Linked DNA regions of Homo sapiens: region 2 is linked to region 1. A link is an interaction called in ENCODE POLR2A ChIA-PET data of the cell type or tissue named here. Cell type or tissue: MCF 10A. All regions are shown on one strand. Each heading gives the region's core, and the rest is flanking DNA. Links, peaks and the distances in the headings are about the cores only.

The links. ChIA-PET counts read pairs that join two places held together with the same protein. Peaks named below come from ENCODE experiments on the same cell type or tissue, not always from the same donor. Only the 100,000 strongest peaks of a DNase experiment are listed, where the experiment ranks them.
Region 2: POLR2A ChIA-PET joins it to region 1 with 8 read pairs; 13 of 35 experiments call an interaction of 5 or more read pairs at or near these places.

The regions. Positions count from the first base shown.
Region 1 is chr10:110,765,256-110,781,367 of GRCh38, reverse strand. It overlaps RBM20 (RNA binding motif protein 20), which reads right to left. Exons shown (of 14, transcript NM_001134363.3): 2 at 1-567. Among named protein-coding and RNA genes, the nearest start is that of PDCD4-AS1, 98 kb to the left of the region's middle. RefSeq lists enhancers at 6,606-6,795, 5,686-6,885. In MCF 10A, for the core only: no CTCF peak of the experiment used is centred there; a DNase peak (open chromatin) is centred at 7,017.
Region 2 is chr10:110,900,834-110,914,543 of GRCh38, reverse strand. BBIP1 (BBSome interacting protein 1) reads left to right here. Exons shown (of 4, transcript NM_001195305.3): 3 at 12,932-13,006. Among named protein-coding and RNA genes, the nearest start is that of MIR4680, 9.6 kb to the right of the region's middle. RefSeq lists an enhancer at 10,789-10,868. In MCF 10A, for the core only: no CTCF peak of the experiment used is centred there; a DNase peak (open chromatin) is centred at 12,083.

The sequences.
Region 1 (16,112 bases), core at 5,840-8,339:
GATGGCAGGAAGCCAGGCTGACCATCTGTTTCAGGGCCATATGTCTGGCCAGAGCTGGCTTTGCCATACTCATAGAATCCTGCTGTAGCTGGAGCAGGCCCAGTCTTGCCAATGCCCAAGATGACTGCTGGCTGGCCAGGGGTCTGAGGCATTACCCCAGTGAAAGGATGCATCACCATGGCACTGGGTGGCTGGTTGGGAAGGTTCATGGAGGGTCCGGGGCCTCGTGTCTGGCTGGGGGGTGAAAAGGCAATTGCATTAGAGGGAAACCGGGTACTGGGTATGGCTGCAGCATGTTGGGGAACCCCAGCATGGCCGTGGGGGCCAGTGATCACAGACGGATGCCTCAGTTGATTGAAGAGAGGCTGGGACATGGCCACTTTGGAGAGGACTTGGTTCAGGACTGTGGCGGCTGCAGTGTTGTTGGTGACAGCTGTCTGTGCCAGCTTCAGCCGGTGGAGGGTGAGCTGGGCCTGCAGTTGAGCCAGCTGGAGACTGGCAGGTGAAGGAAGCAGAGGGTTCGGGTTACTGACCGAGAATGGGTTCTTGTCCAGGAGCTTGGCGGCACTGTGGGAAGACAGAGGTCTAGATGCACAGCTGGTTTTCAATGAGGGGGGCAAGGGGCTGTTCTTTGTTATCTGTGGTCCCCCCTCCCACATAAACAAGACCTTCCCACACTGGTCCCACATACAAGTGAATCTGCAAAAACCTGTGCTCACACATACACATTAAAAAAAAAAAAAAAAACTCCAATGGAAAAATTATATGACAGAACGTTCAATCTCACTAGTAAGTAGAAACATAAACTAAAACCATTCAAAACAAATATTTGCCTAGCAAAATAGCAATTTTTTAAAATGGCACTCCGTGTTGGAGAGAGAGTAGAATAGGCACAATGTCAATGATAATCAACGCATACAGCTTTGTTAAAAGATAGTCTAACAAAATGCATTTATTATAGCCATATTCTTTGACCCTGGAATTCAATTATATAAATCAAAACTGAGAAAATGAGCTCAAATGCAGACAAAATTTGATACCCAAAGATGCTTAATACTATACTATTTAAGAGTCCAAAGTTGAAAATTACAAATATCCAACAATAGCGAGATGGGATTTGAACTGAGGAAATTATGATACACCAACATAATAAAATATTAAGTAACCATTACTATTGGTGTTCAAATTTCTACTTTATTATGTAACATTTAGGACATTCAAAAAAGAGTACACAGCACCAAGCTTAAGACAGAGAGCATTCCAATACGATAAATCTCCCTTGGTTACGTGCTCCCCCCACCTCACCCTTCCCCGTGATTGCCAATGGTAAACATTATCTTGAATTTGCCAAAGTCTCTGTTACAAAAAAACAAAAACAAAACCACTTTAATGACATGAGAAAATCTATATGCTCTAATGTTAAGTGAAAAAGGCAGGCTTAACAATTGCCTACAGAGTGAATCGTGTTTACATTTGTGCCAAACACATTTTCATCCTTGTCCTCATTTCACATCCAAAAGTAACATGAATTGTCTTCCTGTCTGAATATAGGCACAAACAAATTCAGCGTCTCCTATACTCTCACAACACGAACCACTTCTGACACTAGATGTGTGGGAGGTTTTCTCCACACACCAAGCAAGCAACCAGTTCTGCAGTGGACACCAGCTGGGTGTCTGCCAATTCAGTTCTGACACTACCTGGGGAAAGCGTCAGATCCCACAGGTTGATGGCTCAGCCCCACAAGACTGTCCCCCCACTTTGGATGTCAATCACAAGCCCCAGGTTGTTTTACTCATGCTTCTGACCAACTGGCTGTAAATCAGAATTAGACTAATTTGCTAGAGAGGCTCCCAGAACTGAGGGAGATGCTTAGTTTTACTGGTTTATTAGAAAGGATATATGACAAAGGATGCCAATGAACACCAGATGGAAGAGGTGCATGGGGCAAAGTGTTTGGGAAGGGGTACAGAGCTCCCACATCCTCTCGGGCACCCCCCTCTCCAGGAACCTCCACATGTCCCAGTCCTTTCTGGGTTTTTACGGAGGTTTCATTGCACAGGCATGTTTGATTAAATCATTGGCCATTGGTGATCAACTCTACTTTCAGCCCCATTCTCCTTCCCTGAGGTTAGGGGTGAGGCTGAAAGTCCCAACCCTTCCATCCTGCTGTGGTCTTTCCAGTAACCAGACCCCATCCTAAAGATACCTAAGGGGCTGCCAGACATTTGTCAGCTTATTAGCATACAAAAAGATATTTATCCGATTCCAAAGACTTTTGGAGTTTTATGCTAGGAAACCTGAGGAAGACCAAATCTCACAATATCACAGTTCCCTTCAACTGAGCTCTCAAACCTAACTAGTATAAGGAATAACCAAAAAATTACAAGTAAAAAAATCTGAATTTGAGGTAGGGGACAATAGCAGACTCTCACCGAATCTTACTGCAGAAAGGGTGTCCGTCTGACATGTGTCTTTCATGTGACCTATATTGGTTGGTTATAGTGGTTTCTGGACCAAAAATCAGTGTGCATGGTCTGGAAACTGGAAAGACTTTCCCAGAACATCTGGGATATGTGGTTACCACAGGCAGGGAGGGAATCTTTGGTTAAGACCACATTTTCCAGGTTTTAAATTCCCCTCTGAAAAGTGGGTGTCATCAGGAAATATGTTCAGGATGTTGATGAACTGGAATTCTGGGACATTTGAATGGGAAGAAGGGGACTGGAAAACTGGAAATTGGAGTTGCCATAAACAATGCATGCTGTACAATAAGCATGCTTAGGCAGTACAGGGTAGACACTGCACAACTGGGACACCTTAGTCTCCACTGTCACAGGTTCTGTACAGTAAAAATCCAATGATAATGGAACAAAAACGAGAGAGGCTGGGAGCTAGCTCAGCTGAGGAGGAAAAGGGAGACATAGCAAGTGACATGGGTTGCCACACTGTCTTGTTGGAAGGGAGTTCCCAGAACATCAGGCACACCCACATTTAAATGTAAGTACAAAGCACATTTGAGAGCCAGATAAAATGCCTTTGTTATTCTTTCCCATTTGCATGAAAAATCAAAAATTGCCTATAAGTTGTTAAAAAGACACCACCTTCCCCAGCCAGCAGCCCTGCTATGCTCCAAGGGCAGAACAGGCTGGCTGCATTTTAAAATATGGGGGAAGAGGGCACTGAAAGTTAAAGGTAGTTACAGCCCTGTTCTCCTTTGGGGAGCCGGGCTGGTTGCAAACAAGCCTTGGGGGTCCCTGGGTGACCCAGCACAAATTCAACAGCAGCAGAATGGGGAGCGACCAATGTCTATGTAGGCAAGAATACGGAAGGAAGAGGAGAATGGATGGTCAAGAGTCTGATGATAGATTTTGACTTGTGTAGTATTAAGTAGCTGAGCTTTAGAAAAGCAATTAAGCTTAACTCAAAACCGTGGCCACACAGGGCCAACTCTTCCTCCCAGGTTTGTCCATCATACAGCCTGTTCTTGCTAACAAGGCGATAATGAGGTGCCAAGTTGGTTTCCATGACCAGAGTAAGACAAGGTTGGTTTTGTTTTTCCCAGAGAAGTCAGCTCTATTTTCTAAAATTGCATTCTGGGCAGGAGGGAGCTCTTAGTAGAGATTCCCCTTTGCCACTGAAAGGACACGTGAGGAAGGGCTTTCCAACTAGGAAAGCCAGCCATGCTGGGTATTTGCAGGTCAGCCATGGGAAACCTGTCCTTTTCAGAGTATGGCCCAGGTTACAGACGTTAACCCATTCAGATTCCTCAAAAAATAAGAAAACTAACCAGGTTTTCTTCTTAATTTTTGCTTTGACTAGGAAATTTTCATCATTCCCAACTTTAGTCAACCTTGAGTAGAAGTGATTTCACATGAATCATCAGAGCTGAGCACCTGCTTTCATCCAAACACCCTAGACAAAGAAGAAAAAACACATCATACTATTTTTAAAGCCCTAAAATTCTTAGCCTGCAATAGTTAATAACCTGAAATTGAGGTGCATATAGTAGTGATCATATTTCTGAACCAAAAATTGGGGTGCATGATCTGACACCCCTGGAAGCTGGAACTGATGTCTCCTGCTGTCTTCCCACTCCTTAGTTTGTCACTTTTATATCACTCAGCACATCCTGTGCCTTGGGTTAAAAATAATTGCGTGCGTGCCTTTCTACTCCACCAGACATAAGTTCCACAAGAGAAAGGAGTGTGTCTTGGAGAATCTTGTATTTCCTCAGCACACTGCCTCCCACTTTATGGGCACAAAGTAATTGCCGTGAACAAAATGAAGAAGGAAGATAAGGGGTATGGCTCATCAGAATCTGGTGGCTTTGAGGCAATATGGACACCTCTTTTATGAGTACCCAATTCTGTGGAGAAAAACCCACAAACAGCTCAAAAAGGACAATCTAAATACACCCAAGAAGCAAATAAAACTAAACCTACAAGCAGGTACAAAGTCACCTTCCTAGGTCACTATCTACAATTTCCCACTCCAATGCAGGAGCTTCAGTACACTCTTTCTCTGTCTAAGTTCAGGTTTTTAAATTGAGTGGATAATCCCTGCAGTAGGCTGAATAATAAAAATGTTCACATTCTAACCCACAGAGGCTGTGAATATGTTATCTTACATGGTAAAGGGGACTTTGCAGACATGATTGAATTAAAGATCTTGATTATCTGAATTTCTGAATTTAATTTGGTATGCCCAATGTAATCACAAGAGTCCTTCTAAGACGGAAGCAGGAGGATCAGAGTCAGCGAGAAGATATAAGGATGGAAACAGAAGTCAGAGAGGAGAGAAGATGCTTTGCTGCTGGCTTTGAAGATGGAGGAAGGGGCCATGAGCCAAAGAAATGCAGGAAGCCTCTTAGAAACTAGAAAAGACCAGGAAACAGATTGTCCCTTAGAGCCTCCAGAAGGAACTAACACCTTGACCGTAGTCCAGTGAGGCTGGTTTTGGACTTATGGCCTCCAGAACTGTAAGATAATACATGTATGTTATTATAAGCCATTAAATTTGTGGCAATTTGTTACAGCAGCAATAGAAAACCAACACAATTCCCAAGACAATTAGATGCAAAAGTGGCTTCCACTAGAGAGGCGGTGGTAGGTGTAGGGGCTGACTGGACCTTGCTGGTATGAATTGATCCCCCCAGAGTACAGACCATCTGACCAAACATCCAAAGACCCTCTGGGAATGTAGTCAGGGGCCAATTCTGCACAAATAGGGGCCCAAGCAACGTGTCTCAGACCTGGCCAGTCCAAGAACCACATCCCTCTGGCAACAGTGATTGGCTCATGGGGGAACACTCTCGGATACTTTGTTAGAGCTATCAGGCATGATTCTCTGTCATGCCATGGTTGCTAAATTGTTGTTAAGCCATCACTTAATGACAGCCTGCTTGAGAATAAAGCCAACTCAGAAGATGCTGGCCTGAAGACAGAGGTACAGGCAGCTCCTTGATGACTTCCTAGGAATGCCTTGAGCCAGCTTCTCCTGAATCCACCCTGTACTTTGCTGGACATGAAGCAATGCATTTCCTTTATTTGCTTAAAGAAAGCCAACCTACGTAAACCACGGGCATTTAACCATCTTTTAAAGACGGTTCCTGTCTGTGGCCCACATTGACTTGAAGGTTCCTGGTCACCCTCCAGTTTCCTCTGCAGGAGTGGACTGACTGTGAGGACCCAGTAGTTGGAGCTACAGGGTCACTATCATCATCATAGGGAGAAAAGAGGATTAGAAGATAAGGAGTGGGCAACTGCTGAGAGAGGAGGCAGCAGGCATGGGGATGGGATTTGAGGGATCCAAGAGAGTCTTAACATCTGGTTGGTGAACCAGGACTTAAAGGGCTGTGGAATAACAAGGACACAGCTGAAGTGCAGTAGAGTGAATGTGCGTAGATGTATCAGCAGGCTCTCTCCTGGTAATGTCCAGCCATCCAGAAGCAGGAGCCAAGAACCACAGCCCAGAGCATGGTAGTGCCTAAACTCATGCACCGGCCACATCTGCAATAAGCACAATATCTTCCAAGATAACCAGTTCAGGAATTTAAATTCACTTCCAGTGCAACTGGCTGAGTGGTGAATGCGCCATTTCTTCTTTTGTGCTAAAATATAGAAAGTAATCGAGGTGAGAGGGCTGATGACCAGGCAAGAAAATATTTTCTAGGTATGACCACACTATAAAGGTGTGGCCAAATAAATGCAACGCTGAAGGTCAGATCTTTAGAGCAGAGTTGAGAATTTATGATCTTTCCATGTCTTTATGACACATTCTGCTAGTGTCAACACAGGAGAGACTTAAAGCAAAGAGAGGATTAATGTCAACTTAACTAACAAGAACTACATTATAGTTTTCCTTCCTTCTGAACCATTTTTCTTTAAAACATTCCTTATTTATGGTATTTTGGTGGGAATTTCTTTTTAATATTTATCTTTCCTAGATCAAAAATTCTCAACTCTGCTATAATGCTTTCAGAAGCTAGGTCAGAATATGAACTAGAGAGGGACATTCCTGAATGTCAGGTTACAAAGGTGACAATGACAACACAACAGTCATATTGGGGCTAAAGTTCAAACTCTAGCTAGTGATCACACTTTAAGAGTGAGCTGAGGCCTTACAGACAATTTAGTTTAACTCACTCATTCTACAGACAAAAACAAAACAAAACAAACAAAAAGAAAACAACAAAAAACAAACAAACAAAAAACCGCAAAAGCCAATGAAGTTGGCGTCCTCTGTGAAACCGCCTAAGTCACACACCGAGACAGAGAAGAGCTGGGACTGGAATGCAGGCTGCCTCTGTCCTCAGGGCTGATGGAGGTAGCTGTGGTCGGATACACGCCTATCAACATATACCAGATGAATTCTCTCTTTGCAAGGAGAAGATGAGGCCACACACCTTTTGGATAGTGCTCTTTCTTGATAACAATAGGGCTGCTGGGTCTTCACTAGCTTGGCCTCTGTGACTAATTTCGAGACTACTGGGTCAATGCTGCTATTCTGTGTTTGGGCCTTAGCCATGACATTACCATATGATGATTCATATCACCATGACACCTCTTGGAATGATTCATAACAGCAATATAATCCTATCATCTCTCTTTTGTTTTGTGTTTTTCAGTTGGTGTGTTAATGAGTGTTCTCACTTCATTAGCTGTCTCATCTCCAGAACAGCCATATGGACAGCTAAGTCAAATATGACCATTTCCAGTCTATAGTAAGAAGACTGAGACCAAGAAAGATCAGATGAACCGTGTGAGGTCATCCAGTGAATAAGGGACTTGACTGGGACTTGAAGGAGGGTTTTTAAACTGTAAGGCCAATATTCTATCCTCTGTTTACACGTTCATTAAAGGGAGCTCCAAAAACCACATTTCTGGGCCTACTTCCTTTGGGCCAGTTAAACATGAGTTTGGGTTAGTTAAACATGAGTTTAACTAACATGTTTGGTATCAGATCCCCGGGCTTTCAGTCCACTGTGCTCCGTACGTCGCTTATCAGGCAGAGCACAGTCTCAGAACCAGGGGACTATGCAGTCACAATGGGGCAGCTGGTGGGTTTAGAACTGACACGAGAGGCCTGCCTTTCATGCTGGACTTATTAGAACGGCTCAAAACCTGCCAAAGAGAACTGATCCTGCAGCAAATGCAGAGAAAATGATACACATTCTGCTAGTGTCATCACAGGAAAGACTTAAAGCAGAGGATTAATGTCAACTTAACTAACGAGTCCCATAGTATAGTTTTCTTTCCATCCTTCTGAACCATTTTTATTTCTTTGAAAATATTCTTTATTTTTATAAAATGAGGGTATGGTATTATAGGTGAGAATTTATTTTTAATATCCATATTTGGTTTTTTTTGAAAATTTTAAAATACAGAAATATGAAGAGGAAAACAAACACTTATGAATTCAGTGCCCATTATCCAAAATGAATAAATGCTACTGTAATGGTCATTTTGCTTCAAAATTTTTTAATAAAAGAATATTTGACAGATAAAGCTGAAGCCCCCTTTGAGACTCTGCTAAGTTCAATCCCACCTTCATCTCCCCAGTGACATCCACATGTGGTGTGTCTATCTGTCTGTGTATCTGCCTGTATCTATATATAGAAAAAAAGCAGGAAAATAAGGGATTTTTCCACATGTGTGCATTTATAAAATAGTGCCTAGGACTGATATCAACAAAATTTCTCCTTAAGAACAAATGCATAACCTACCAAGTTTCCTCTAACACACTGAAGACTGAGAATAGCGCAATGGAGTGCAAAATCAGGAAGCTAGAAATCAGAAGACCTGGGCCTGGCCCAACAGCCCTTATTCACTCCCTGTGGGATCCTAGGTCAGTTAGTTTCCCTGGATCTCAGGGAGTTCTTTTTTTTGTAAAATGAGAAAGCTGGATGAAAGGATCTCTAAGGTCCCTTCACCTTTGAAATCTGATAACTCTAAGGTTTAATTTCCTCATCTGTCAAATGGAGATCGTAATGTCTGTTCCACTCACTGTAAAGATCAAACGTGATGTGCAGGTGCTCTGGAAAATATGATAATTATATTAACTATCATTATCATTGCTCACAAATTCAGCTATTTCTGCACCTGGCCACTCCTGGGAGTGCTTTTAAAGAAACCATTGTTATATATACAGTCATGTGCTGCTTAACAATAGAGACATGTCTTGAGAAATGTGTTGTTAGGCAATTTTGTCATGCGAACATCATAGAGTGTACATACACACCTAGGCTATATGATATACCCTATTGCTCCTAGGCTACAAACTTGCACAGCATGTTCCTGTACTGAATGCTGGAGGCAACTGGAACACAATGGTGAGTATTTGTGCATATCTAAATATGTTTAAACCTAGACAAGTACAGTAAAAATGCAGTATTATAATCTTATGGGACCACCATTGTATATGCCATCTGTTATTGACCAGAACATCATTATGCGACCCGCGACTGTATATGGCTTCGTTCAGAGGCATGTGTTGCAGGCCAGACAGCATGAAATAATTTCATTCTCTCTAACCTTGTTCTGTTAGGCAGTCAGTTCAGCACGGAGGCTCTCTTACCTATATCCCTGAAGATTTAGTAAATGAAATACCAAAAATACTTTATTATAAAATTCTCTCATCTACAAAGACATTTCCCAGATGGACCCACAGCTTTCAGAGTGAAATGTGGCTCAAATCCATTTAGGACAGGAGTTGGTTTGTCGGAGATGCAATTATTAAGAAAATCCACAATGGGCAAAAATTAATTGGTTTTGTGCAGTCTCAAATTGAGGAAGCTGGTTTGACTTCTGGGGTTAGGGGAAATCTTTCCATTTTCTCGGTAACATAAGATCTGGTGACCTCTCAACTGAGAAACTTTTCTTGGGAACATCTGAGTCTTTTGTAATGGAAAAATGAGCTTTTCGAAATGTATATTTTAAAACTGCTATGCAAAGCATTTGGTTTCTCTAAGAAACCAAATTGCTAATGTTTATACACACAAAGAAATACATAGGGATTTATAGATCAATCCTGGCCCAGTGATAGAAAATGTACACACAAGCATTGATGCCTTGGCATATACTGGCCCCTCTCCCTACACAACCTCCTCCCTACTCCCCTTCACCTAGATATCTACCATACTTTGAAATGTAGCTCACAGGACACCTCCTCCAGGCAGCCTTCTCTGGTTTCTGCTCCCATCCAGTGTGCACTGATGTCCCTTTCATGATCTTCAGAATGCCCTTCTGCTCCATCAGCCTCAACTGTACTCTCTTCTAACTCCACCACCTGCTCTCATAATTGTCTACTGAAGCACTTGTCTGACTTTCCCACTGTCCCATGATCATTCGAAGATAGGAACTATATGTGTCCCACACCACATCACAATACCTAGCACATGGTAGGTGTGTGGAACCAATAAACACTTCTATTCAATGGGCTAGGCATGGTGGCTTAACGCCTGTAATCCCAGCACTTTCGGAGGGTGAGGCAGGCGGATCACTTAAGGTCAGGAGTTCTAGACCAGCCTGACCAACATGGCGAAACCTGGTCTCTACTAAAAAAAATACAAAAATTAGCCAGGCATAGTGGTGCGCGCCTGTAGTCCCACCTACTCGGGAGGCTGAGGCAGGAGAATCGCTGAGATCACACCACTGCACTCCAGCCTGGGCAACAGAGCCAGACTCTGTCTCAAAAAAACCCACAAAAAAAACCAAAAAAAAATTTATCCATGGACATGCCTGCTCCATGTATATGTGTATGTAGATAATAGCTGTGTGTTCTCCCTTCGTTTTCTTGGCTTAATGTTCCCTGTGTATTGCTACAATGCTTTGAAAGATGAAGCTCTACAGAGAATGTGGATTAGATTCAGTCTTTGAACACGGACAAAATTATGTAAATATCACTAACCACATCAAGTATAAAATTGTAAAGTATTCAACAAACAGACTTCTTGTCACGTTTTTCCTTTTAACCAAATCGGAAGAAAATGCAATTTCAGTGTGTGCCTCTGAGGCGCTGTTAAGTGCCTAATCTACACGATGTTGGGATGAAACCTATGTTCCAGGACTGGTCCCCATGTTCTGTGAATTTTCTTTTCAGCAGTTTACATCACCGATATTTTTTTCTATTAAATGTACAAAGACAGTTATAAAATTCAAGCCAATTTGAAATGAAAGAATTTTGGATTAATTTTAAAGAATTAAAATTCTGTTGGTCTTTTTCTAGAGTTGCCTGACAATTAACCTAGACATTTTAACTGACGTGATTTCAGCCAAATACTAGAAGTCCACATAAAACTGGAGAGGCAATGTGGGCCAGTGGGGGAGGAAGACTGTGTCGGTTTTAAGTAGACCAAAAGCTCTGTCACCAATAACTCTACATCTTATTGACTTCATGTCACCCTATCGACCTTAGTTTTCTCATCTGTGAAATGGGAGGGTCAGATGAGACAACATTTAAGGTTTCTTTATGCCTTATGATTTTAGGATGGTGGGTGTTTTCTTAAGGCAGTTATTCATGACACAGAAAAGTTAGGATGATCTGGCCATGGTGCAGAGACAGATCTGAGGACTGGGGTACCTCAGTTTCTGACAAGGTGAAATAACAGCAGTAATTCAAATTTTGGTGGGCACCCGGAGAGGAGAACTTCCTAAAACACAGATGCTGGGCCCACCCCTCACCACCACCTACACCCTCATCTCTGTGTCTGACTCGGAAGATCTGGGGGTGGAGCGTGAACATGTACATTTCTAACAAGTCCAGGTGAGGCTGATGCTGCACCTTGAGAACCGCTGTACTAGAGTATTTTGAAAATACTTTCCAACCCTAAGAATGTATAGTGAGGTGGCTGGGGGTAGTGGCCTCACACCTGTAATCCTAACACTTTGGGAGGCCACAGCAGAAGGATCACTTGAGGCCAGGAATTCGAGAACAGCCTGGGCAACATAGAGAGATTCTGTCTCTAAAAAAATTTTTTAGATTGGCCAGGCATGGTGGCGCACAACTGTAATCTCAGCTACTTGGGAGGCTCAGGTGGGACGATCACTTGAGCCCTGGGTTTTGAGGTTACAGTGAGCTATGATACCAACACTGCACTCCAGCCTGGGTGAGTGAGCAAGACCCTGTCTGAAAAAAAAAAAATCTATAGTGAGTTATCAGGAATTGAGTAACCCCTGTATTTTAATGAGCTACTTCTACTAGCTGCAAGTACACCAAGAATGGGCTTCCTCTTCCATGGGGGTTTCAGACAATGTAAAAATAATTTCAAGGGACACATGTAATTAATTATAAAACTACCTTCCCTTAAGAGACATAATCAAGATTTTCAGAACATTTGGGCTGCTGTAATAAAAACACTCAAGGTTCAGGGAACCTTAGGTAACATAGATGGTTGAGTGACTGGCTTGGCATCATATTACCAGGTTTGTTGGAAAGGGAGAAAGCATACCTCCATCTACACTGAGTTCACTAGTACAGAGAACAGAGGGTGAGCTTCCAGAAAGCTGAAAGTTCTTTAGTCAACACCCACCCCCATCATTATAAAAAGCCCATTCCAAAACTCACCCTAGAAGGCTTAGGCTAAAACAAACAAATAAACAACAACAAAAAAAAGGTTGTTGATAAAGTCATCTGTATCACTAGATCTCAAACTTGGTGGCACTTAGGAATTACTTGGGAAGTTTTAAAAAGAACTGGGGCTTGAGTCCCACCTCCAGAGATTGACTCAACCCAGGCACTGGAATTTGTAATATTAATAGCTCCCCAGGAGAACAATTGTGCAGCAAAGTCTAAGAATTACCAATCTATAAAAGAATAGAATCAATCTGTTCTTTATTACTTTGGGTCCCACAAGCCATTTTTGTCACTCCAAACAGCATGACCATTTGTCTTAAATGACCCTGAAGAATAAACACTGAAATTTCTACAAGTCCACAAAGGGTCACAAGTCCACAAAGGGTCAAACACAATACAGCTAAAAATATTTCTTAGCTCTATTGGCACCTTTTCATGCAAATCGATAAATATTTTTTGCAACAAGATTTCCCCCAGAGAACACATACAGTTTCTGCTGCAGAATGCCAGGTGAGGTTTGCTAGGGGAGGAGTTTTGCCTTCTAATTATAAGCACCTTGAGGACATCATCCACATCCTAGAATCTTTCAAACTCCCAAGTGCCTATGTGGCTCAACACTGGGCAAATTAGAGGCACTGAACAAATACTGGTTCAACTGACTTGAAATTATGACTGTCTTAAGCATGTGGGAATGTAGATCTTACCAGAATACCCTGTTTCCTTGTGAAGGACATGGTATATGTTTCCGTGTGTGTTTTGGGAATGTGCACAGTTTAATTCCTTTACACTCCTTAGATTAAATGAGAACATTAAGATTGGGGCTTTATAAATAAGCCATATAACTATTTATTGAGAAAAATATCCCTTTCCCAAAATGGGTGGAAGTTTCTGGTGCCTTAAGACACATATCTTTCTGACTACAGCCAACACAACACAGATGTCGCCCAAGGCAGAGAATATTATATGTGCATTACTTTTGGCTTTTGCCTCTATCTTACAAAGCTGTGGCCATAAGAAAGTTCTCCCTCTCCCTCTCCCTCTCCCTTTCCCTCCCTCTCCCTCTCCCCTCTTTCCACGGTCTACCTCTGATGCCGAGCTGAAGCTGGACTGTACTGCTGCCATCTCGGCTCACTGCAACCTCCCTGCCTGATTCTCCTGCCTCAGCCTGCCGAGTGCCTGCGATTGCAGGCGCGCGCCGCCACGCCTGACTGGTTTTCGTATTTTTTTGGTGGAGACGGGGTTTCGCTGTGTTGGCCGGGCTGGTCTCCAGCTCCTAACCGCGAGTGATCCGCCAGCCTCGGCCTACCGAGGTGCAGGGATTGCAGACGGAGTCTGGTTCACTCAGTGCTCAATGGTGCCCAGGCTGGAGCGCAGTGGCGTGATCTCGGCTGGCTACAACCTCCACCCATCGTCTGGGACGTGAGGAGCCCCTCTGCCTGGCTGCCCAGTCTGGAAAGTGAGGAGCGTCTCTGCCCCGCCGCCATCCCATCTAGGAAGTGAGGAGCGCCTCTTCTCGGCTGCCATCCCATCTAGGAAGTGAGGAGCGTCTCTGCCCGGCCGCCCATCGTCTGAGATGTGGGGAGCGCCTTTGCCCCGCCACCCCGTCTGGGATGTGAGGAGCGCCTCTACCCGGCCGTGACCCCGTCTGGGAGGTGAGGAGCGTCTCTGCCCGTCCGCCCCGTCTGAGAAGCGAGGAGACCCTCCGTCTGGCAACCGCCCCGTCTGAGAAGTGAGGAGCCCCTCCGCCCGGCAGCCGCCCCGTCTGAGAAGTGAGGAGCCCCTCCGCCCCGCAGCCGCCCCGTCTGAGAAGTGAGGAGCCCCTCCGCCCGGCAGCCACCCCGTCTGGGAAGTGAGGAGCGTCTCTGCCCGGCAGCCACCCCGTCCGGGAGGGAGGTGGGGGTCAGCCCCCGCCAGGCCAGCCGCCCTGTCCGGGAGGGAGGTGGGGGGGTCAGCCCCCCACCCGGCTAGCCGCCCCGTCCGGGAGGTGAGGGGCACCTCTGCCCGGCCGCCCCTACTGGGAAGTGAGGAGCCCCTCTGCCCGGCCAGCCACCCCGTCCGGGAGGGAGGTGGGGGGGTCAGCCCCCCCGCCCGGCCAGCCGCCCCGTCTGGGAGGGAGGTGGGGGGGGTCAGCCCCCCGCCCGGCCAGCCACCCCATCCGGGAGGGAGGTGGGGGGGGTCAGCCGCCCCGTCCGGGAGGGAGGTGGGGGGGTCACCCCCCGCCCGGCCAGCCGCCCCGTCCGGGAGGTGAGGGGCGCCTCTGCCCGGCCGCCCCTACTGGGAAGTGAGGAGCCCCTCTGCCCGGCCAGCCGCCCCGTCCGGGAGGGAGGTGGGGGGGTCACCCCCCGCCCGGCCAGCCGCCCCGTCCGGGAGGTGAGGGGCGCCTCTGCCCGGCCGCCCCTACTGGGAAGTGAGGAGCCCCTCTGCCCGGCCACCACCCCGTCTGGGAGGTGTACCCAACAGCTCATTGAGAACGGGCCATGATGACAATGGCGGTTTTGTGGAATAGAAAGAGGGGAAAGGCGGGGAAAAGATTGAGAAATCGGATGGTTGCCGTGTCTGTGTAGAAAGAGGTAGACATGGGAGACTTTTCATTTTGTTCTGTACTAAGAAAAATTCTTCTGCCTTGTGATCCTGTTGATCTGTGACCTTACCCCCAACCCTGTGCCCTCTGAAACATGTGCTGTGTCCACTCAGGGTTAAATGGATTAAGGGCAGTGCAAGATGTGCTTTGTTAAACAGATGCTTGAAGGCAGCATGCTCGTTAAGAGTCATCACCACTCCCTAATCTCAAGTACCCAGGGACACAAACACTGCGGAAGGCCGCAGGGTCCTCTGCCTAGGAAAACCAGAGACCTTTGTTCACTTGTTTATCTGCTGACCTTCCCTCCACTATTGTCCTATGACCCTGCCAAATACCCCTCTGCGAGAAACACCCAAGAATGATCAATTAAAACAAAAAACAAAAAACAAAAAAAAAAACAAAGTTACTGCAGAGTAGAGCTAAAAGACAACCTCACAACGGTTAGATACACAGGCCCATCTTCATCACATTTGCATGTGCCATTCTAGATATTTTCTTAGAATACCACAAACTAAACCTGTGGTTACGATCCAAGCAGATTGAAAACTGCCTTGGCTGAGGCCAGAAAGAATGGTTAAAGCTTGAAGACTGATTTTTTTTACTTGAAACTGCTCTCCAGCACTTTCCCCAGCTACCCCATCCATTGCTAATTAGAGGCAGCCAAGGCTTGACATGTACACAGTTCTCTGTGGTAAAATTGATTATTATATTACTATGGAAAATAAGGAAGTCATTTCATTCGAAATATCAAATTCCACAAAAATCATACATGGCAGCTGTTAGCATATGCATGTGGGGGAAGGGCAAGTGTGTGAACATATTAACCCTCTCCCCTTCAGTTTTCTGACATCTCAGAATTGCAAGAAAGAAAAGATTCCAATGTATATAAGGCAGAAACCAATGGCAAAGCTGCATAAAAGCTATTTTTGAGGTTAAAAAAAAAATCTCCGTGATATAAGACACCCCGTCCATGCCGTTTTATGAGTATGGATTTGCTTTTACACACTTGCAAGCAGAAAACTAGTATTCCTCTACCACATGTGTTGAAGCTACTTGTAATTGCATCAGATAGAGAAATGAGGTGAGTCATGTTTGGTTGTGCTTGAGTCTGCTAACAGACCATCATGTCCATGTCCAAATTTGTACCCTGAACCGCACAACAGAAGTTTATGCACTTGCTTGCTTGCTTGGCGACAATGAAAATAGTTTTGTTTAAACACTTAACTTTACTTAAAGATACCTAAGAGGTGCTGAAATTCATATTCCAGCTACTTCAGGGGTGCTCAGAAGCTATTCTCAAGCCTTGTTTCTTGGCGAAATATCCCCTGCTCATGAATTTTAACACGGCACTCCCCTCCTGGTCCAGAATGAGTCAACACTCAACACATACGAGATGTTTCAAACACCTTTAAGTTCATTTTCCATCACTGCCAAATTCCAGCAATTAACACAAAGC
Region 2 (13,710 bases), core at 10,709-13,208, 130 kb before region 1:
CATGTGGGCAGTTGAGTAAGAGTGAGTATTACTACTTTATGTTTGCTGAAAAATGCATTCTTTCTGGGCTCCCCTTTTCACCTTTTTCTCATATTTACATTCAGAAATCTAGTATGTTTTTGAAAATTCATCTGTCAGTTAACCACAAGTCTTGGATAAGACAAAAGATAAAAATTTTGTTATTCTACCATTCTCACCACCCCCTCTCAGAACCCCCACACTAGGCAGGTTGAATTTACTTTAAGGGACCCAACTTAATAAATATTCATAGAAGAAAAATACTCTTTACATAAAGTATCCTTTACAGTCCATGGCCATGATTGCTCCTGACTACTCCTTCAGTTCCCAGAGATTGTATTTTTGCATCTCAATGCCCATTAATGATAAAATTAGACAGCTTGGCATATGTTTTACTGTAGTTGCAAAGTCAGATGCCTACAATGGATGGGCAAGTAAGGTAAGAGGAAACAATAGGTGGTAGGAAGGACTGGAGAATTCCAGAGCATGTGCTTACCTAAGTGAAGCATCACTTCCCAGCCCTAGCCAAATTTTGCCATGTTGAAATGTGGGCTTGACGTTGCCAGATTTGTCAAGTGGAGCTAAAATTTGGATTTTTTGTGAAATTTCCTGATTTTTAAACATTGGCTCAAATACTTTTTAAAAACCTATAAACCAACAAAATATTTAAGTGGATAGCTTCAAGGGTTACCAGTTTATGACATGTATGTTTCTTAACATGAAAACATAAGTGGTGCTTTTGTTGAGAATCTCAAAATGCTTCAGAAATGTTTTCTTTTTGCCATATGTCAACTGCATTTACTTCTCTAGGTTAGGCAACAAGTCACCTGTCATCTCCATCAAAAATTCAAGGTAGATTAAAATTTAGACAACAAGCTTCTGTTGCCTTGATTACAATTTTAAAGGTTTTAACCTTTGCTGCCCTTTTAAAAGTTTGTTCACATTTTCTCAGCTTTGAGTTCTATTATGAAATAGGTTTGCTTTATTATCATACTTTTTAAAACATTTAAGAACACAATTTGGCAGCACGTGCTGCTTCAAAAGTAAGTAAGTGAAACAGGTTTTTAAAGAAAAGCACCTTTAAATAGATCATGCTGTCTTATAGGTACCATGATATTTATGAAGATTCAAAGATTTTTAGAGACAGAAGATACCTTATGGTAATCTAGAACAAGTCCTTTATTATAGCAATATGAAAATTAGTCCTGGAATAATAAATGTCATACTGTATTTCTAAGGACTTTTACATCCACTTATCACTTGACCCTTACAACCCAGGACAGATAATAAACATGTTTTGTATGAGAAAACCAAACCTCTGGTTGGCTAAGAAATGTATTCAAGGTCACACAGCTAGTTAGCGGCATGGCCAGAGTACAACCATGTACCCCATTTAAAGTATAAATGTGAAATAGAGTACAACTAGTTAGCACCAGAGAGCAACCCTGTACTTCATTTAAAACATAAAGGTGAAATAGATTGATTAGAAAGAAATGACAGACTCTAGTATAAGCTTCTGTTTTATTTAGGTCACACATTGGATTTTACTGTCATAGTTTATTTAAAACACACGGAATCCTAGGATATGCTCAAGGATTCTATTTCTAACTTTAAAACTGGGGTCTGTACAATTAGCATAAGCTGATAAGTTTAGATACATTAATAGAGGGAAAAAGGAATTACATTGAAGATGTAGTGACAGGTTAGGAGTAGTAGGCACATATTATGGAAGATAAACACATAGACCCATGGAACGGCTCCTTGGGGCTCCCAGCAAAGATCAAATACTAGATTAAGGAGACTTAGTGTGGGGAGGACAGTTTTAAAAACATCCGAATCCCATCCTGAACATTTTTAGAAACCAAGACTTGACTTTGGCATCCACAATATGTTTTCATTTTGATGTTTCTGATCCATATGTATACGTTATGAGTAATCAGGAATGCAGTTTGAATTTTAGTAATTTAGTCTCCTTCTCTGTCTGTCCACTGTGTGACCACAGCTTACATTTTCCAGATGGCTAGATGAAAATAGGTGCAGTCTAAAGCTAATTGCCCTCTTCAGCTGTTTAACCCAAGATCAGTATCTTCTCATGAGTTGTGATATAAGCTGTCATATAATTTGTGATATGATGAAAATAATTTAAAAATGCAAAATTTGTAAGCTTTTAAAGTGTTGTATATTTCTAATTAAGCTTAGGATTTGAAAGTTTCAGTGACATAGTGTTTAAATAATATTTAATGCTATAAACAAAATCTAGAGTCAAAAAGCAGTTTTTCTTCCTAAGAGATTTATTTCAGAATGGCATCAAACATGACAACTGGAATGCTAAATCCTCAAATTAAGAAGACCAAAAAAAAAAAAAAAGAAAAGAAAAGAAAAGCTACATGTTGGTTAGAGCCATATATTGGTCCGACTGTGACACAGTTCCCAAACTATAGAGGAAGAAATGTGCTTTAGTCAATATGCTGCGCTTATTTTTTCGTCTACCTCATTCCTGAGATTTACTGTTTGCCTCATATTTTATTTTCACCCTCCTTTGTAAGGGTTATTAGTGTCTTCAAAATTTCCCATTTCAGTAGAAATTGAAGATTGTATGTTACTTCAGCCTTTGTTGGCTTCTGCACACCATAGTCTACGATTATCTCTCCACCATCTTCTTAAATGTTGATATTCCTTCAGTGAAGCACCGTACTAAACCTGCTTGGGATCTCCCTATCCTACAGATGTAGCATAGAGAAAACTGAAAAGAGACCTTGCCTTTGAGTAAGGCAGACCCGAGTTCAAATCCTGTTTCTTATCGACTATATGATGTTGGACAAGATAACTCTTCTTAAACCTTGTTTTAGTCTGTTAAATTTCATCATATATATATGTGTACCCAATATATAATTTTACCCATGTGCCCGTTCACCTCCCGCTGCAACTGGGAGATGCAGTGGGAGGTGGATGGGCACATGGGTAATTCAATTCCAAAATCACCAGTTATGGTGATAAAAGTTTTTTCAAAATTACTGCAGAAAATTCCTTAAAATATCTACTTAGTTGAAATACATGCATGACTTCGTACTAAACACTGTGTTGCTATTGTTATTCTTAAGCAAACTAAAATTTAAGAGCCACTAGGCTAACTAAAGGAAAGAAGCTAAGGTAAATGTCCTGACATTTAAACAAGTCTGCCTTTAATATAACTCTTAAGAGTATGGGTATTGAGAGAAGAGGTGGAGAATTCTAAAATATTTTTGCTTGCCCATAGGTTTTTCATCATGCATTTTTAGTAATAAGCCTCTATAACTAATACATGTTAATAAGCTTATTTTTTCTGAAAATCTAATTTTATGCCAACATTATAATGGTACACTATGGTAAGAATTGCTGACATTCATTGAGCTCTCATGCAGGGTTTGGTCTAATGGCTTTATATGAATTATATCTTTAATGCACCAGCCATCTCAAGTTGATGCCATTGTAAGCTTTATCTTGCAGTTGAAACGAAGGCTCAGAAAATCAAGTAATTTAAGTGACTAATCTGACTTCAGCTGCTTCTTTCAACCACCACACTAGACCCTTGTCTCTTTTTACCATCACCCCACCACTTACCATTTTGCCATATCTTTCTTGAGTGATTATATCCACCTCCGTAGCTTGTACTACTGTACAGTTGACTCTGGGCCTTCAGTCCTTTTTACCTTCCTCTTGGACTTCCACACTCTGTGAATCTAAACCGAACTCATGGTCTTTACTATTCCTTCTCAACCTTCTCATCTGTGTTTCCGGTATGAATTAATATGGGTATATCCACAATCATGTTAGCTCACTTCAGTCGTCTGTGATCATTTCCTTATCACCCACTGGCAGTGGGGGGTGGGAAGGTGGAGGATGTTTGAATCTCAACTTCTTGTACCCTTAATTACCTCATATCTTCTCCTCTTAGTGTCTGTTATCACTGCTTTAATTCATACTTTCATCATCTTACCTAAACAATTATAGCTTCCTTACTAATCTCCTTTCCTCTAGTGTCTCTTCTCATTTTTCCTTTATTTTGTCTAGAATGTGTTTCCAAAACATGAATCATGTCATGTAACTGCTTAGAACCATCCAGTTAGCTCCCTCCTGACTATAGGATATGAAGTCCAAATTCAGCGTTGCAGACTGAGTGTGAACTGGCCTCCAGCTGGTCAGTCCCACCACAATACCTGGTGCACACTGTATGCACACTGTACACACACTGCACTCTAGCCATGTCCTCCGACAGAACACTTTTTTTTAATGCTTCTTCATTTGAACGTATTTTTCGCTTTGTCTAGAACATCTGCCCCTTGCTATACATCTCCTTCTCTGCCTAGTAAACCCCCATTCAGCTTTCTGGGACTAGCTCCAATGTCATGTTTAATAATTCTTCTTCAGAGACCACCCGTTGTCCCCTATCCTTAGCCAAGTTTTTCATGGTTTTCATTTCTTAAGGCACAGTAGGCATGCTTTTATTAAAGTACATTGTATTCAATTATAATTATTTACATGTGTCTCATTCCCTACCTCACCTCCACCAAAGAAAGAAACTGGTTTTTACCTACTCTGTCTCTCTCACTTAGCTACGGCTGGTACATTATAGACATTTAGTATGTTTGTTGAAAGAAAAAATCTGTTCGTATAGGTACTTTATCATTCCAAATTATTTTTATGTTACATTTGTTAGTTTTCTACTCTGAAAGAGTAATGCTTTTGTTGTCACCTAAAACAACATCATTCTCATGTTTATCACTCTAGTCTTTACTGTCCAGTGCTTATTTCCAAATAGAATACAAGGTACAGCATTAATTTGGCCTATTAACTCACAATTTCTGTCCACTGTAAAGATTTATACTTTCTTGAACAGAGAACTAGGAGCTAGGCTCTTTTCCCAAATATGTAATAGGTGTGCAGGGAAGATCTTAGCGAAGGATTCTGTCTTTTTCTAAGACTTTCACTTGTAGGTCTCCTGCAAGTCCACAACATTTAAGTTCAAAAGATGACATAAGAGCCAACCTTTTCTGGCCGGGCACGGTGGCTCATGCCTGTAATCCCAGCACTTTGGGAGGCCAAGGCGGGTGGATCACGAGGTCAGGAGATCGAGACCATCCTGGCCAACATGATGAAACCCCATCTCTACTAAAAATACAAAAAATTAGCTGGGTGTGGTGGCACATGCCTGTAATCCCAACTCAGGAGGCTGAGGCTGGGGAATCGCTTGAACCCAGGAGGTGGGGGTTGCAGTGAGCCGAGATCGCGCCACTGCACTCCAGCCTGGTGCCAGAGCAAGACTCCGTCTCAAAAAAAAAAAAGGCCAACTTTTTCATAACAAAATTATATAAATCTTAGTCTTTACAGTTTGAAGTTGTTTCTGTGAAGATGCTTGCCTGATTAATGGAAAATCTGTTGAGGGTATCATTGTTTTGCTGGCCTGAGTTAATCACCACCCCATCACAGCTTTTACTTAAATCTTGTCTTTCCCTAGCTTTATGATTTCACAGTGTAGCTAGGTGCTCAGTTGAAGCACCCATTTTTCACCTGCACCTAAACTATTTGAAATAGCCCTGTAATTGTCCTCCTGAATACATTTTAGATCTGTTCAGGTCATTCTCATTCTTAAAATATTTCAGTGGTTCTCCTTATTTCCTTCAAAATCAATTTGATTGCAGTTTGGTTAGGGTTTGTTTCCAGACAGATTGCTCGTAACTCTTTTTTTTTTTTTTTAAGCATTCCTTGCCTCCCCCATAATGCACCATGTGCTTTGTGTTGCCTATCTTCATGCCTCTGCACAAACTGTTGTTACCTGCACCTAAAGTTCCTCCCCCATCATCTGTACCTGACACAATTGCTCCCTATTCTGTGTTCCCATGGCATTTTTACAAATACTTCTAAGTATAGAACTTATATTGCATTATGCTTCTTCGCTTATGTGCCTGTTTCTTCTCCCTCCACCCCCATCCTTCAGGATCCTCAAGCCTAGAGACTATGCCTTAGTAAGTTTGATGCTGAATTAAAATTTCAATATAAGATGACTTGCTATTTGAATACTTCAGTTTTGTTCTTAACCCTTTCTTAGTAATGGATGTTCATGTAATAGAAAGTAGAAATAAGGCCCATAAGTAATCATTAGTTAACATTTTGGCACAAAATATTGTACTTGCGTCACTAGAAACCCCCACATCAGGATATCCTTGTGATAGGAGAAAAAGATGTCATTTTTGCCAAGTCTACAAGTCTTTTGCAAGATTTTATCTTTTCATATTTAAATAATTCCTTTATAAAAATACAGCTTTGTCCAGGATGGTCTAAACTTTTCACTTAACAGAGAAAAAAGTCATTCTTCACTTAATTTTAATAAGTGTTACATTCAGAAGAAATACAGCTTTTACTAATTTCAAAATTAGTTATTTGTAAATACTGGTATTTTCCTTAAATATGCTTAAGATATAGCATCTTACTACATATGCCATATTGAAAGTGACATTGCCCTAGGAATACAAAGTGTGTTCTAGGCAATACTGGTCCCATGATTGCACTTTTAAAGAATTCCAGAATCACATAACTTTAGGAAACAATATATACTCAACTCCCCTGTTTGAAATGTATCACATACTTTAGCATATTAAAGTTTCTAAACAGTCCTGCTATTAAAAAGAAAATTTAACTTTTTTCCTTCCCAGGGCTTCTCAAATTTAATAACTATGGAATCTTATCAGAAAGTCCATTAACATCTCAAAGAACAACGTGGTTATTGTATCAATCACCATCCTTTATACCAGGATTTGCATATCCTTCAAGATGCCTGAAGACAATCGGAGGGGTATACAAGCAAGCGAGGTTAAGAACAATCACTTTTCAGATCCTAAACTTTTATATGTAGTGTCTGCTGATAATGCATTCCCTGAGAAAATGGACCTGTGGATAAACCATCATGCTTCATCTCATTTCCTGTCTCCTCTTTCACCATTTTTCTTTCTTTTCTTTTCTTTTTTTTTTTTTTTCTTGAGACAAGCTCTTACTCTGTCACCTAAGCTAGAATGCAGTGGCGTGATCATATCTCACTGCAACCTAAAACTCAGGCTCAAGCAGTACCCTCACCTCAGCCTCCCGAGTAGCTGAGACTAACAGGCACACTCCATCATGCCCGAATAATTTTTGTTAATTTTTTGTAGAGATGAGGTCTTGCTTTGTTGTCTAGGCTGGTCTTGAACTGGGCTCAAGCGATCCTCCCACTTTGGCCTTCCAAAGTGCTGGGATTCCAGATGCGAGCCACCGCACCAGTCCCCCAATTATTTTTCTAAGGATGTATGAAGGAAAGGCATCTCTCTAGCCTGGTAGAATCTTACTATGACAAAAATGCTCCAGAAAATAAACATCTCTTAGGAGCTACACACAGAGACAAGGAAACACTGGTAACTCAAGAAAGACTAAGGGCTTCGCTAATTATTAAGTAAGTAGTGCTTCTGCAAGTCAAGAGACTGTTCTCAGCTTTCAACAATACTGAAGGAATACCTAATTGAGTAGTCTGCTGGTCATTTAAAATTATTTCTTGATGATAGGTCACTACGTGATTGTTAGCATATAACGTAAGTTCAAAGATTGAAAAAAATTTTCCCATTTTCATCTCAGTGTTTACATCTACAAAAATGAAGAATAGGGCTGGGCACAGTGGCTCACGCCTGTAATCCCAGCACTTTGGGAGGCCAACGGGGGCGGATCACTTGAGGTCAGAAGTTCGAGACCAGCCTGGCCAACATGGTGAAACCCTGTCTCTACTGAAAATACAAAAATTAGCCGGGCATGGTGGCATGCGCCTGTAATCCCAGCTACTCGGGAGTCTCAGGCAGGAGAATTGCTTGAATCCAGGTGGCGGAGGTTGCAGTGAGCCGAGATCGTGCCACTGCACCCCAGCCTGGGCAACAGAGCAAGACTCCATCTCAAAAAAAAGGAAGAAGAATAGAATTGTAGCAATAAGTAAATTTCAGCCATGTATATACGTGAACTAATTGAGAAAATAAAGCTGTCTTCTTATTAACAGATATATGGCCAATAACTTTTATGTTCAACAATTGCTTTATCAATGTGTAATTCATTTTGACCAATTTTGTGCCAGTTGTAATAACTGAATCCAAAATATTTTAAAGTTTAAATTTATAAACATTTTTGTAGCAAAGAAGTATGATAGGATGATCATTAAAATACCAGGCATGAGGCCAGGCACGGTGGCTCACCTCTGTAATCCCAGCACTTTGGGAGGCCGAGGTGGGCGGATCACGAGGTCAGGAGATCAAGACCATCCTGGCTAACACAGTGAAACCCCATCCCTACTAGAAATACACAAAACAAATTAGCCGGGCTTGGTGGCGGGCGCCTGTAGTCCCAGCTACTCGGGAGGCTGAGGCAGGAGAATGGCATGAACCCGGGAGGCGGAGCTTGCAGTGAGCCAAGATCGCGCCACTGCTCTCCAGCCTGGGCGACAGAGCAAGACTCCGTCTCAAAAAAAAAAAAAAAGGCATGAAAATACGTTACACTAGAATAAAGTGGGTTGGAAATAGAGGTCCAGGAAGAAAAAAAGATGATATAAAACTTCTAACTTAAAAATGATCTTCTTTTTATTAATGGATGATGGTAGCTATCAAATTGCTGTTATGTTTAGATTATATTGGATATGTTTTTAAAAGACTGAGGTAACAGTTATTTTTAAATATGCTGGAAATTATATCCTTTATAATTTAAATTTATGATAAGAAATTTAAACATCAGTGTATGAAGTGATACCTAGTTTTCCAAAATCTCTTTGGGAGTATGCAAGTAGAAAATTTGAGGACCACTAATAATACATTCTCCAAGTTCAGAAGGACACTTCAGTGATCTAGTCTGGTCTCACACCCATTATTTAATTTGGTTATCCAACTAAATCACACCAGGGATTTTTTTTTTTGGAGGGGTGGGGGGAGGACGGAGTCTCGGTCTGTCGCCCAGGCTGGAGTGCAGTGGCACGATCTCGGCTCACTGCAAGCTCCGCCTCCCAGGTTCACGCCATTCTCCTGCCTCAGCCTCCGGAGTAGCTGGGACTACAGGCGCCCACCACTACGCCCTGCTAATTTTTTGTATTTTTAATACAGACGGGGTTTCACCATGTTAGCCAGGATGATCTCGATCTCCTGACTTTGTGATCCGTCCGCCTGGCCTCCCAAAGTGCTGGGATTACAGGTGTGAGCCACCGCGCCCAGCCCCCACACCAGGGATTTTTAACTTGCCAAATGTATGTGATTGATTTGAAGGCAATAATCCATCCTAGACCTGCGTTTTAACTCTCACTCCTAAAACAGAGTAAAATATTTCATGACAAAGATTTGGTTTTCCTTCAAGTTTTTCAGCATTAATTTTAGACATCCAGCTCAAATAGCTACAACAGGTTTGCGTACCTTGTCATGATTTTGGAATGCACTGTTCATCAAAACTATTATCTCTGGGAGAAATTACAAACTTTAGAATCTGTGTAAGAAAAGGAAACAGCAGATTCTTCTCCATTTACCTAAACCAAGGCCTTCAAAAAATGATGAATTGACACTGTATTCTGTGAGCATTATAAGTTTGGTTCTATTAATGTAAGAATAATTTCATTTTCTGTAATTTAATGTTTTCTCTTAAGGTATGCCTTGACAATCTGCATCATTTTTTAATTTGGCATAGTATTCCGTTCTATGGATGTTCCATGATTTATTTAACCTTTGATCTGCTGGTGAACATTTAGTCAGCTTCATCTATTGCTGAACATTTTGCTATTCAACACAATGCTTTAATGAACACTCTTATTTTTACACATTTGTGTTCTTTAGAACCAATTACTATGAGTCAAAATTGTGCATATTTAGTTTTAGTAGATACAGTACTGCAAAATATTCCTCTAAAAAAGCTTAACAACAGTGCTAATTTCCCTATACCGTCCCTACCTGTGGATACTATCAGACTTTTAACTTTTTTGCAGTTTAAAAAGACATTACACATGCACTCATACACACAAAAGCAGTCTTTGCTTAAATGTCACCTTCTTAATGAGGTCATCATGATTTTCTTCTTAAAACTGAAATACCACCCCCCTCAGCATTCCTTAATCCCCTTTACGTTATTTTCTATAGTTCTTACCACCTTCTGGCATGCTGTTGTTTCTCTCCTTATTCTAGACTGTAGGCTCCAAAAAGGCAAAAGTTTGGGTTTTTGTCCTGTTAATTATGAACAATGCTTGGCAGATGATAAAAAAACTCACATATTTATTGAATTAAATGGCCATGGCAATTGTAGAATACACATGAATTTCAGCCATAGCTGTTATGTTTCTCCCTTGGCCCATCTGTCCCTGGTTTAAATACATCTCACCTGACAAGAAAGTTCTCTTAAAAGTAGCCACAACTGCTTACAGTGCATTACTCTAAGCAAATCACCCATGTCTGGCTATTAGCAGGCCGTGTGGGAGAAGGAAATACTGTCTGTATACCAACGTGATCAGCAGTAGGCTGCATATACAACAGTGGTTCTATAAGATTATAATGAAGCTGAAAAATTCCTATTGCTTAATGATGTCATACCCCGTTGTAATGCTCATGATATTGTGGCAGAACACTTTACTTTGTCTATGTTAAGATACACAAATACCATTGTGTTACAGTTGTCTACTGTATTCAGTACAGTAACATGTACAAGTTTATAGCCTAGGCCCAGTACACTCTACCATATAGCCTAGGTTTATATTAGGCTATACCATCTAGGTTTGTGTAAGAGGCTATACCATCTAGGTTTGTGTTAGTACACTCTTAGGATGTTTGCACCATGACAGAACCACCTAATGATGCATTTCTCAGAACATATCCCATCATTAAGAAACACATGACTGTACTCCTTCCTACTCTGGACTCCCAGGGCAGCTGATTATCAACAAAGTGTAGCCCAGCCAGTGCTGGCCATCCAACCTTGCTTATTTTAGCCCTTCCCTTCCTGTTTCTTTCTTGCCAATGCCTAAGGGGGCCTAGAAACAAGAACCAACCCTATTAAAACAGACATTCTATCCAGGCAAGTGACTGGCACTAATCTCCCCCACACTAGGTGCAGCCCACTCCCTACCATCCCTTTGGCTCCACACCCTTTACAGTAACAATGGCAGCTTAGTCAAACAGAGAACTGAGGTTTGGTAGAGCACCAAGTTTCATTGTTTTTGTCAGGCCAGATTTTGGATGTGAAAGAGTTATCAGACTAAGAGAAAACAAAGGATAGTGACAGTTCAGAGTAGCTGGAGTTGCTTACACTATATAACAGCTAAGAGTTGTTTATCTACCACTTTAGCATTTTGGTGATACATATAAAAATCCTTAGCTCCTATGTATTTCCTTCACATTTATCAACATCTATAATGTCCTCCCTTTCAGTGGCGTATCATGTCAGGTTTGCTTCAAATAAAGAAATGTGATCATAATGAATATTTTCACTGTGATGTATTTAATGGAGAGGCTAGGTGGTGGTTTTGATAGTTCAATTCAAGGCTAATCAGGGGGTCTGCAATGCTAGTAACCTTCATCCTAACCTGGAAAAAAAAAAAAAGGCAGTGATCACTAGGTACCACTGGCAGGCCTAAAAAGAAAAGAATATGGTAGGAGAAGCTGTGCAGTCTAAGGAAATTGTGTATTGTATTTATTTCACATTCCATTTAGTGATGAGTTGCTTTATTCCTGGTCCATTACTTATTTCATCATCTCTCCCTGCTAGAGCAGTATAGGGGTGAAGTTTGATGACAAAGTTCTGGAAAGCAGATAGAGGTTTTCAGGAACTTAGACGTTCCAGAGTAAGAATCTGAGCAAGAGAGAGGAAGAGACTTGAATACAGAGTAGGAAGCTTTTATTAGGAATGTCAAAGTAGTGGAGCGGGAATAACAAAAACCAGAAGAAGCTTCACTTGATTATAATTAATTTGCAGTGGTTGGTAAAGGCAGGCACCAAGCCAGATTCACCACTTTATAAATAATAAATCTGTGGGGGTGATGTTGTGAAAGATGCATGGTAAGGTTGCATCAGCAAGGTGAATCACTGAGTGGGTGGGACCGTCTAGAAAAGCATCTGTGTTTGGAAAGGGATCATTCTACAGCTTAGTCCAGAACACCTTGAACACACAGCATAGCAGAATCTTGACTGTAATACTTGGAGCAAATGTCACTGGCAAAAATGGCATATATGCTGGGATGTTCATAACAAATAGTTAAATATTGTTGGTCCTTTCGCATATAGAATCTCGGTATTAGAGGAAAATAGTAAACTGAAACTCTATTTCTGTTCTGCAAGAGCCAATTTCACCTATTGTATTACTTCGTTACCAATTGCAGCTGTGTAGTCAGTCATCCATAGGATTCTTTTTGTTAGACACAAAGTAGAAACCAGCTGTTGGCCGTTGAGACAAGTAGGAATCTTAGGAAATGTTAGCCTGCCAGTTCCTACTTTTCCTAACTACCTGCCTCACCACCCCCATCAAATGGTGGTCATGTTTTTTGTCACCCACCATTCAGGGGAGATGCTATCAACGAACCACGCTGGCTACACACAAATACCTTTTCCTCAGATGATATTAATCATCTTTGCCTTAAAAACTGAAGCTCTACCAAGTTTTCACTATGAGAGAAAAAAAATTACAACACCTAGCCTTGTAGTTAACACCACAACTGACTAATGGAAGTTGACAAGATCTAAATGCTTATACAAACTATCCCAAGGTCACAGGAAATTAATGGCAATATTATACAAGGTTAGGGTAGTTCACTTTCTATAGGAATTTGGATTTTACTTCTTAAACTACAATGGAAATGTCTCAGGCAGTCTGCTTTGGGAATGTATTCTTGAATAATACTGATTTCTCATTGAAGGAAAAAACACTATATCCAACAACTCAGATATGGCAGAAGTGAAGTCAATGTTCCGGGAAGTTCTTCCAAAGCAAGGTATGTACATCACAAATATTGAGGTCATTGATTATTACAGGACTAAAGAAGTCATAGGCAGTGTCACATAGCAGGCTTAATAGCTAAACATCTGCAGCTATTGTGTTCCGTATTATCTCATTTACTGTCTTTTACTATATGCTTTTTCATGACATCCAGTAAAAGGATAACAAATGAAACATTGTTTCTTATACCTAAAATTGCCTATTAATTAGCTAATTCCTAAAATTCCTAATTACAATATGAATTTTTTTTAAGAGACAGGTTGTCACTCTGCCACCCAGGCTTGGGTACAGCTGGCACAACCGTAGCTCACCGCAGCCTTGAACTACTGGGCTCCTGCCCTAGCCTACTGATTTGCTAGTACTACAGGCATGTGCTACCATGCCTGGCTAATTTGTTCTTATTTTTGTAGAGAAGGGATCTCAATGTGTTGCCTAGGCTGGTCTCAAACCCCTGGGCTCAAACAAACAATCCAACCCCTTTGGCATCCCAAAGTGCTGGGATAACAGGTAAGAGCTACCATGCCCTACTCAATATGAAACTTCAGTGAAAGAAATAATGGAATTTACTATGTTAAATAAGGTCTGAAAGTGGAGAAAGAGAAACCTGAAGCAACAGTAAGAAAAGCCGAAGGTTTAAACCTTCAGTCATTTGAATATTTACGTTAAATATCATATTTTGCTATATTTTTTTGCACTATG